Linked DNA regions of Homo sapiens: region 1 is linked to region 2. Evidence: chromatin contacts called from ENCODE Hi-C or POLR2A ChIA-PET data. All regions are on one chromosome and are shown on one strand. Each heading gives the region's core, a stretch centred on a gene start or an enhancer-like site at or near the end of the contact. The rest is flanking DNA. Distances are from core to core; before and after follow the strand shown.

Region 1 (5,887 bases), core at 395-2,894, 52 kb after region 2:
TTATAGTTTCTTGGGGAAGTTCCCTCTGAGAGTGTTCACATTTGAGCCAAAGCCTGAATGAAGCAAGGGACCAAGTATAAAGCTGGCAATGATACAGTCCAGGCCAAGAACAGCTCATGCAAAGGCCCTGCAGCTTCAGAAGAATCAAAGCCACTTGGGACTAAGCAGCCCTCAAAAGTGGCCCTTTTGTGTCTGATTTGCCCCTCTGGTAGAAAAGTGTCTGATTTGCCTCTCTGGTAGAAAAATCTTACAATTGTTGTTCTCCATGGCTGAGAGATAAAATAGAATTTGTGGCCACACCATTTATTTTCACATCAGCGAGTGAAACCTGGATAGTCCTTCTTCCAATCAGCAACTTTCCTAGTCTTTATCATATGCTTTATCACACTTCAGGTCTACTTCTTTAGATCTTTAGTGACTATAATTAATTCATCCCCTTAGAAGCCACAGCAGGCCTCCTGAAGTTCTTATAGCCTGGCTGCTCACACAGACCAATTTCTAAAGCATCTTAGAACAAATCTGACCCCATATCAGAATTTACTCTTTTTTTTTTTGAGACAGAGTCTCTGTTTCCCAGGCTGGAGTGCAGTGGTGCAGTTTTGGCTCACTGCAGCCTCCGCCTCCAGGATTCAAGCGATTCTCCTGCGTCAGCCTCCTGAGTAGCTGGGATTACAGGTGCACGCCACCACGCCCGGCTAATCTTTGTATTTTCAGTAGAGACAGGGTTTCACCATGTTGGTTATGTCTCAAACTCTTGACTTCGTGATCCACCTGCCTCAGCTTCCCAAAGTGCTGAGATTACAGGCATGAACCACCGTGCCAGCCAGAATTTACATTTTTAATACATTTGATCAAATTACAACATGGTTTTTAATTGAAATATATAATGATTCACACTGGTACACAATGCTGTACTATGCAAATGTGTATATAGAAAGAGAGAAAGAATAAGAAACATATATATTAACAGTCTTTGCATTGGGCCTTTGAATGCCCTTGTCAAAACACAATTTGTTCTAATGAATAAGAAGGTCAGGGAGTCAGAGTGTCTGTATACTAGAGCATGAGTATTGAAAAGTTCAAGACCTCCTCTTTTAATAACCTCCTTATAGCCATAAGGTAAATAACAGCCCGACTAGATCTATTTCTTAAATAGAAATGATGGTAAAACACTCAGTACTTTTCCCTCGGAATTAAATAAAATAATGCATGTAAAAATACTGTGTAAATATGAGTCACTCTGTAAATATTAGTGTTAAGGTCATCACCAAAAACCCATAAACTGTTAATGACCTTCTTCAAAATATGCCTCTCCCAAAAGGCTTGAAAAGTGTTTCCACATTAAATCAAGTTGACCTGCTGAGGCCAGAATAAACAACAACTCTTCTAACTAGCAGCTTCATTTTCATGGGTAAATTAGCTTCAAAAAAGGCAGGCATTGGTAAGAAGCCTAAGGCATGTTTGTTACCAAAAAAATCATACTGTATGAATGAGCATTTACTATGTCAAAAGGTTTTTTTTTTTTTTTTAACATGTTTGGGTTTGTTTAACCTTAATCACAGCCTAATGCTGGCTGCCATTTTTGCATGGCTGTTTCTCAGGTGGTTAATTTCTGGTGAGGACAGTGTTGCTGGTTTCTACTCTGAGCCCAGCAGGTCAGTCCGGCTCAACTAGGCGTGGCCAGAAACATCATCTCTATGTAATTTCCTTTTCGGTGATGGGAGAAAGAAAAATATGTATTTCCTGGAAAATGTGTTTTGTACAGTCATCTTAAATTCCACAAGGGGAAAAAAGTAAACTTCCTTTAAAGATATACATATTTAACACTTTCATATGAGGACTTCTCCTTAGAAACAGTGATTTCATTTAAAAAAAATATATATTTAGGATTCAGAGACATGAAGGGTTCCATACCCTCAAAAATTAGAAAAATACTGCCTTGGAGAATGTGGAATAGGCAGACATTTTTTACATGTTATCTTAATATCACCAACAGCAAAACGTTATTTATTGAGTAATCACCAAATGTGGTCTATGTGGGCTGCCATAGTGGGAGGCCATGTAGAGCCAATTAACAGCTTCAGTTTCCATCTCCTGGAAGTTAAAATCAGACACCTCAGCTTGGAAACAGGTTTATAAGCAGGTTTCAGCTTACCCCACTTCTGAAGGGGCAGCCTGGAACACGCTGACTCATAAGAAATCTTTGCAATCATAACAAATGGCTCATGTCCTGCGTTAGGCTGACGCATGATCTTATCGTACCCTAGTGGGAAAAGTCCTTCATTCTTAGATCAGTCCTCAGTTCCAAATGGCCATGCCTGTCCTTCATAGAATCTGCTATTCTATGAGACTGACCAATGGCTAGTTTCTAACGGCCTTCACCTTCTTCCTACGCCGCAAACCCTAATACAGTCTCCATCCACGGACTCCCCTCCTTTACAGCACTGCGTCTCTCACATCCCCACGTCTCATTTTCCCTCCCTGCTTCTTTTGCATTTCTAGATGCCCAGACTCAGTGAGAACTGGCAGCATTAAAAGCGCCACCTGTTTAGTTCAGTATCTGGAGCCCTTCCTCCCTGCTGAAGGAGGAGAGGCACGTGAACATTTTGCATGCTGCCAGACGCCTGGTTTACCCACTCCTCTCGGGCAGTTCACTCCCAAACACTAGCCGTTCAAGATGAAGCCTGCTCAACCCCATACTCTATACACAGCCCTGGATTTCTCTGAGCTGGGGGAGACATCTACCAGCCCTACAAGACTGTATTCTATTTCTTGGGGCTCATTTACCACAACATGTGAAAACATGAAATCTCCAGCCTGTTCAGCTATAATCTCAGCTACAGATAATTGGTAGGGCCTTAGACCAGCACGGACATGCTTCGGTCACCTGGATTCCTTGAGATGGAACACAGAGCAGACTGCACGGCTCAGGACAGACTGAGAGTAGAGTCTCCCATGGTGTCTTCCTCAGAATGCTCAACCTATTGACCTGTTCCCATGAGACACATACACATACATGCATGCATGTACTCACACAGACACGCATGTACGCACACAGACACACATGCACACGCACACTCAGACAGGCATGTACTCATTCTTAACCACATTCTTCTAGCCTCTCATGCTGTCTTGGAAGAGGTTTTATTGGCTGTGAAACTGATTCCACATTGAATATGTTTGTCCCAGGATGCAGGAACTGAATCATTTCCCTGCAATGCTTGGTGACATTTCACAGAGTAGCCATTCTTACTCCTGAAGGGAGAGTCTCTGATACTGTTATTGAATGTATATTTTTGTATCTAAAAACTCTCCTATGTGATCTCTTCCTCCTTAGGTTTGTAGGAGCAGAGGAAAGGGAGAGATAGGGAGAACACCTAAAAGGGAAGAGGCAAAAGCTGGAGGCATTCCTCAGTTTAAGGGAGGAAATAAGAGATGCAGAATATAAAACAGGAGAAAAGAGAGCCATCTCATCCTGCCAAGGAGAAGAGTTACAATGAACTATTTTAGCTTAGTGCTTGAGACAGGCCCTGAGTAGAGTGAATCTGGGTTTCAATTCCAGCTCTACTTTTTTTTTGAGATGGAGTCTTGCTCTGTCACCCAGGCTGGAGTGCAGTGGCACAATCTCGGCTCACTGCAACCACCGCCTCCCAGGTTAAAGTGATCCTCCCACCTCGGCCTCCCGAGTAGCTGGGACTACAGGTGCACACCACCATACCCAGCTAGTTTTTGTATTTTTTGTAGAGACAAGGTTTCACCATGTTGCCCAGGCTGGTGTCAAACTCCTGAGCTCAAGCGATCTGCCCACCTCAGCCTCCCAAAGTGCAGGGATTACAGGCATGAGGCACAGGACCCAGCCCCAGCTCTACCTTTGATGCTTTATTTAAGTTCTCTGATCACTCAGTTTTCTTATCTATAAAATGAGGGAGAGGTGGGGTAGTGGAGAGAATAACTCTAGTTACTTTACAGGATTGTTGTGAGAATTGAATAAGATAATACTAAAGCAGTTGGCAGTTGTTGCACATAGTAAATGGTCAATACATATTGATGATGATGATGGTGAAGATGATTGAGTCAGGGATCCCTAAGACCACCCTTAGGTTTAAAGATTCGCTAGAAGTGGCCAGGCACAGAGGCTCTTGCCTGTAACCCCAGCACTTTGGAAGGCTGAGGCAGGAGGATCACTTGAGATCAGAAGTTCAAGATCAGCCTGGGCAACACAGCGAGACAGATAATTGGCAGGGCCTTAGACCAGCACGGACATGCTTCAGTCACCTGGATTCCTTGAGATGGAACATAGATCAGACTGCATGGCTCAGGACAGACTGAGAGTAGAGTCTCCCATGGTGTCTTCCTCAGAATGCTCAACCTATTGACCTGTTCCCATGAGACACACACACATACATGCATGCATGTACTCACACAGACATGCATGTACGCACACAGACACACATGCACGCACACACTCAGACAGGCATGTACTCATTCTTAACCACATTCTTCTAGCCTCTCATGCTGTCTTAGAAGAGGTTTTATTGGCTGTGAAACTGGTTCCACATTGAATACGTTTGTCCCAGGATGCAGGAACTGAATTATTTCCCTGCAATGCTTGATGACATTTCACAGAGTAGCCATTCTTACTCCTAAAGAGAGAGTCTCTGATACTGTTATTGAATGTATATTTGTGTCTCTACCAAAACCCAAAAAAATTAGCCAGGCATGGTAGCGCATGCCTATAGTCCCAGCTACTCAGGAGGCTAAGGTTGGAGGATCGCCTGAGCCCAGGAATTTGAGGCTGCAGTGAGCTTGATTGTGCCACTGCACTCCAGCCTGGGTGATAGAGCAGGACCCTGTCTTTAAAAAAAAAAAAAAAAAAAGAGAGACTAAAAATTCCATAACTTTAGCAGAATAGTAGACCCAAATCTGCCACAGCTAAACTGAGGAATTTTGCCCTGTGTCCAGCCCAGACCTTGCAGAACAGGCTCATTCTAAAGAAGAGAGCCAAGAAGCTCCCACAGGGACAGCTAAGAAGAGAATAGGGAAGGCCCTTTGGGAAGGCAAACCCTTCGTTTACATTTCAATACAGAGGGCAAAAAGTAAGAATAGAATTTAGGAAAATGTCCTGAATGGTAGACTGGTGGGTGAATTATTTGGCTTCTTTTTGTATTTTTGTGAAATAAATACATATTAGGAGGGGGGAGAAAGCTTTTTGGAACCTTCATAGCTTTCCATCATTGGGGAAAAGCTTGCTTTGCTTTTTAACACATTTGTAACTAAAAGCCAACACTTCAAACAAAAACGTAGCAGGGGAGAGGAGAGATGTGTGTTCTGCTTTGGGCTTGAACCTAAGGGGAAGAATTCCCCAAAGAGGAGACAGGCATTGAGGACCACGAAAAAGGATGAATAATTCTCGGAGCTTGTAGCCCAAGAGAGTGAAAAGAGGCTTGGGTTTGACCAGCAAGAACACAATATCACACAAACCATTTGACTAAAGGTGCACACAGGGCTGTTATCATATCGCTGTAAAGAAGTCCAGGTGTGTGGGCTCCAGTGTACACACCTGCCAGCCTAGCCACATCCCTACTCCCAAATGAATTCATGGGATGTGTAATTCTCTTTGGGATTCATATCTGGGAAGCAAAGAAGATAGGTAACTCACCGAAATGCCCTCTTACTAAGCCAGGCGCAGTGGCTCATGCCTGTAATCCCAGCACTTTGGGAGGCCAAGGCAGGTGGATCACTTGAGGCCAGGAGTTCCAGACCAACCTGGCCTACATGGTGAAACCCTGTATCTACTAAATACAAAAATGAGCCAGGCGTGGAGGCACACACCTGTAATCCCAGCTACTCAGGAGACTGAGGCACGAGAATCACTTGAACCTGGGAA
Region 2 (5,159 bases), core at 2,082-4,581:
AACTGGATAGTCTTTGGGTGGTAGTTCTTGTTCTTCTTTCAGAATAAAGACTTCATTTTAAAACATGACCCAGATTTTTAAAAATTGAGGCAGCAGAAGTTCTGCAAGGCCCCTGAGTATTTAATTAGTGCTGTTAGAAAGTCTCCTGGTGATTTTGAAGTTTTGTGGGAAGCCCTCAGGGAGCGGCGATGGATGGGATGCGGTAGCAGTAACTTGAGGGATTACCAAACTTGCCTCCTTTATCTCTTAGTTTCTCTGAAACTTAAAAATATATACATATTCCAACCAAGCCGAAGCTCCACCCAGACTGTTTCCCCATATATGGAGACAGGAGGATGGAGATCCTTGGTTAGACTTTGTTTGGGAACCCTGAATTTAAACTTCCACCACAGATGTTTACCTTCATCGCTTTTTCCTTTGCTCTTTAAATAGATCCACCAAAGCAGTGACTTAGCAATTATCCTGGGCATCCTTAGCAATCATCCTGGGCAGAGAACCCACTTGGGCACTCTGCTTGTTCACTCAGGAAAATAACATTCCCAACAATAAGGAAAACTATGACATCTAGAAAATGGTTATTTTCCCATGTTTTGCTTTTGTCCAGCTGTGTATTTTTCCTTTCATCATATTCTTTTTTGCAGGCTAATGAAGCTTTTGCTCAAAGCACTAGTTTGTCTGCCACTGGATATTTTAGGTAAGAGGTATCTAATACTGTCCTAAAATTATTCCCCTTTAGAATGGAAAAGGAACTTTGAAAAGGTGTGCTCAGTTGTTTATATTTTTAATATTGTCTATTATTATCAATTTTATTTTTTTATTGAAAGGTTTTCATTAGAAAGAGAAATGTTATATTATCAGAACAGGAAGGCAGACAATTTTGAGATGAGTCCCATAATTTCCTTCCTGCAATGCCTTAGTACACATAAACCTGCCACAGGTTTATAGGTTGATATTAAATGATCCTGTGAATAGTGAGAACAGATCAAGATAGAGGGATTTTTGCAAAGCTTTTAGTGCTTCCCAGCATGGATTTAGTGCTTATGCCTTTCAGTCTTAGTGTCTAATAGGATGCAGCACTTTGGGCTTTCTAATATTTCTTGCTCTCCAGAAATCTTGCCTTATATCCTGCCTCTTGTGACCCTCTTCTCTTGTCTAATGGGGGATTGGTTATAAAAGCTGTGAGTCAAACCAGGGATGACCAAAACAGCCCCATACAAATAGCATGGGAAGTTGAGCAAGGTACCCCATCAGACATGAGAATTTGTCCAAATAAGGAACAGGGAGATCTCACTGGAAGTGACAAGAAACTAACCATCCTTTTACCATATTGAGCATATGTGGGCACATCGCCTAGGCTTATTGGGAGGGCGGTCTAGTATCCTGATGGCATCTATAAATACAAAGCTCACATCTGAAGGTAGGTTGGATCTTCTTGAATGGGGAGGCCATGCCTAGTTTCAGTAACCCAGAGGAAGGACGTGAATTTAGGAAACTAGAACTGAGGGAGCTCAGATTCTGTTGGTCTCACAGGTCAACCATGGAAGTCACAGGCACCCCTGGCCAGTGGGTATAAATAATAGTAACCATCATGAGAAGGTAGACCAGGAACCAGGAAGAACCCATTTATTGGTTCAACAATTGAAGAGAAGTAAGCTGAGTTGTAAAGATCAATGAAATTGTCTCTTTTTCTTGTCCTTTTGTTTCCTCCTGTCATTTATCCAATTCTTATATGAACATTCTTACTCTGATCAGTCGGTCTACAGAGAATCAACCCAAGAGTCCTCCGTCCAGTATAAGAAAAAGAGAGGGAAACAGTGCCCCGTTAGACCAATGTGTCAATGGTAGGATCAGACATAGATCCCAAAGGAAGTGAGTCTTGGGTGAAAGCCAAGGCCGTATGGACCACCCAGTGCCAACTCTGAGGTTCTGAACTTTATTTTTACTAAGAAAAGGGCAATTTCCTCACAGCACTAGGCAAAAATGGAAAGCTATCCTGGCACACAAGTATAGAATGCCACCAGAGACAAGCAGCTGGAAGAAAAAGCCAGGCCACCAGCAACAGAGACAAAGAACTGTGAGCTTGAGAGGCTATGGCAGATGGTGAGGGAAGGACAGTGAGGGAGAAAGAGACTCAGATGCAGCAGAGGCTCAGTGGCTAGACTTAGGACCCAGCCAGGGCTTATTGCAAAATAAGCACTTGGTAACTTTTTATATCTTTGCCTTGGCAACCAGGAAACTCAAAGTTAAATTTTATGCTTCATTTAGTTTTGGCTTTTGTTGTTGTTGTTGTTGTTCTTGTTGTTTGCAGAGACAGAGTCTAGCTCTGTCGCCCAGGCTGGAGTGCAGTGGTGCGATCTTGGCTCACTGCAACCTCTGGCTCCCAGGTTCAAACAATTCTCCTGCCTCAGCCTCCCGAGTAGCTGGGACTACAGGCGCCTGCCGCCACCCCCATTTAATTTATTTTGTATTTTAGTAGAGGCGGGGTTTCACCGTGTTGCCCAGGCTGGTCTCGAACTTCTGAGCTCAGGCAATCCACCCACCTCGGCCTCCCAAAATGTTAGGATTACAGGCATGAGCCACCGCACCTGGCCAGTTTTTATCATATATAAATTCCTACTCTCTTATTATTCATTTCATCTCATTTCTTGACTCTCATCTTTTACACTTATTTTAATGATTTGACTATTGTATTTGTATTTAATATGAATGCTTTCTATAAATAGACTCATGTAAGGCTTGTTTAGGAAATAAGTGAAATTGAATTAAATACGTATGTCTAACATGAATCTATTAAGTTTCTCAGCAGATGAAAAAGACCTTCCTTATAACAACACTTGTCATACCTGAAGAACATTATTTAGCCAGTTCTTAATCTTCTCTTTACCAGAATTGATCACAAAAATTTTAACTCATTTTTAGCTTTTGAAACAATGACAAGTTTACAGAAAATTTGCATGTACAGTACAAAGAATTTTTTTTACCCTGAATCATTTGAGAGTAAATTGCTGACCTAATGCCCCAAACCCCTGAACACTTAAGAGTTTAGTCCTACACACTATACAATATACCCATCAGAATCCAGAAATTAACAGCAGTTCACAACTACTATCTAATTATCAGACTCCATTCAAGATTCGCCAGTTGTCCCAATCAAGTATTTTATAGCAAAAATATTCAATACAGAATCTCACTTTTCATTTAGTTGTCCTGTCTCTGAGGTGTCCTGGAGCAGGAATCAGGTCTCCCCTCTCTCTTTGACATCATGACTTTGACACTTCGGAAGAGTTTGGCCAGTTATCTTGTCCAATGTCTCCCATTTTGAGTTTGTCTATTGTTTTGTCGTGGTTAGATCGATGTTATGAGTCTTTGTCAGAATATTACAAAAGTGACTCTGTGTTCCCCTCATGGCATCCTGCCAGGTGACACATGACTTCAACATGTCCCACTTGGTTAAGATGGTGTCTACCAGGACTCTCCACAGTGAGGTGGTTTTTCTCCTTCTGTAGTTAATAAATATTCTGTGGGGAGATACTTTGAAACTATGTAAATATATTGTTCCTCATTAAACTTTCTGTTTATTTTTTATTATTATTATTATTTTTTGAGACAGACTCTCGCTCTGTCGCCAGGCTGGAGTGCAGTGGTGCAATCTCAGCTCACTGCAACCTCCACCTCCCAGATTCAAGCAATTCTCCTGCGTCAGCCTCCCGAGTAGCTGGGACTACAGGTGTGCGCCACCACGCCCAGCTAATTTTTGTATTTTTAGTAGAGACAGGGTTTCACCATGTTGGCCAGGATGGTCTCGATCTCTTGACCTCGTGATCCACCCGCCTCAGCCTCCCAAAGTGCTGGGATTACAGGCGTGAGCCACTGCGCCTGGCCAACACTCTTTTTGTTACTGCCATTCTACCCCTCAGGTCCACCCCACAGCCTGTCCAATTAGCTATGTGAGTTAACTGCTCAGTTTGGTCTCTGCAAAGCAGAGCTAAAACAAACAATGCGCCTTCCTTTAGGGCTCTTAAAATTAAAGCATGAGTACCCTCTAGTGGCTTGCAGGAAAGTTTCCACGATTCTCGAACTTTTCCTAAGTCCCAGATGAGTGAAGGACACTGGCAGGGGTGGGATGTACTGGAGCCAGATGTGTTCCCCACCAGCACACCCAGGAAATACATTTTTGCACAGCTGTAATTTTGACTTAAACATTTGTTTAAGGTTTGCATGCTCAATCATATGACCTACATGTTTGGCTCAGTATACATTTGTTTTCTCAAAATCTTTAGTATAGTGAGTGCTCCAGAAAGTCATTGCATGTTTACCTCATAGACCCATGAACTCTGAAAAGCATAGAGTTCCACTGAAATGCCCTTTCTGAGAATCAAAGTTGAAGTTCTTTTCACTTGCATTGGAAGAAACCTAGATTTTGTGACCAGAGATGGAATAAAATATGAATAGAACCACATTAAGTAGAATGTTCTCAGTATAGCCTGGCAGAAGGTGTGTCGTGCCTAGCATGAGGTGACATGGTGATGTGTGCAATGGAAATGGAGTTATTTGGCTTCAAACTGTGTTTGAACTCTTATGAGGATTCAGGCAATAGAGCAGACAGGGATACTTCAATCCCCACTGGGGTTGAACTGCCCTTTTCCCTCTGTGTCAAATAAGAGGTGGTGATGCTGGTCTATGTGATGCTTCTGACCTTAATAATAATTATGTTTTTTTGTTTCTGGTTTCTCCTCCACTAATAAGGCTCTGGGTCTTCTCCTTAGGGAGAAGGAATTGTATGACTGAAAAAAAAAAAAAAAAAAAAAAAAGCTTGATTTTCCTAGTACTCCTGCAACGATAAGGCAGGCCAGGACCTTCCAGAAGTTAAAAAACAGGCTCCACTGAAACCTGTGATAAGGAAGCAACAGACCATCACTGATGGGTCTGGGATGAAATTAGATCCCCTGTTACAGAGTACATTTTAGGAGACGCTAAAACAGAAACAGGGTGAGAACTCCAGGCTGAGACATTCCAGCGGGGAGGGATAGTTTAGATTTGTTTAGCATAAGGATAACAAGGAGCAGCTCATGGTTCCCTTATCAACTAAATTAGCTGAGATTACTGAGGCAGCGGGGTGTTGCATGAGTATGCTGGCAAGGTGGGGGAGGTGTCATGCC

What was found. Hi-C counts contacts between places; a loop is a spot of excess contacts on that map. ChIA-PET counts read pairs that join two places held with the same protein, here RNA polymerase II (POLR2A). Pooled maps may share reads with other maps.
Region 1: a map of endothelial cell of umbilical vein shows a loop between it and region 2 (5-fold over the local background). The contact joins the enhancer-like site here to the promoter of LINC01792 in region 2. A Hi-C loop is called at or near these places in 17 of 168 maps with a recorded cell type or tissue (CD4-positive, alpha-beta T cell, Caco-2, HepG2 and 11 more), 1 of 37 single-sample maps with no recorded cell type and 11 of 50 pooled maps. POLR2A ChIA-PET finds 5 or more read pairs at or near these places in 12 of 52 experiments (A549, Caco-2, GM12878 and 8 more).

Annotation. Positions count from the first base shown.
Region 1 is chr2:200,785,372-200,791,258 of GRCh38, forward strand. The region is part of intron 3 of BZW1-AS1 (BZW1 antisense RNA 1); the gene reads right to left. It also overlaps the pseudogene AOX3P-AOX2P and the pseudogene AOX2P. Among named protein-coding and RNA genes, the nearest start is that of BZW1, 24 kb to the right of the region's middle. RefSeq lists an enhancer at 1,938-2,454. Within about 2 kb of position 1,645, at least 10 of the 41 ENCODE cell types and tissues checked have a DNase peak (open chromatin) inside an H3K27ac peak, as active enhancers do; they include IMR-90, PC-3, PC-9 and 2 more, where a contact is called at or near this core.
Region 2 is chr2:200,731,846-200,737,004 of GRCh38, forward strand. LINC01792 (long intergenic non-protein coding RNA 1792) reads right to left here and starts at 3,332. Exons shown (of 3, transcript NR_037886.1): 1 at 3,192-3,332. It also overlaps the pseudogene AOX3P-AOX2P and the pseudogene AOX3P.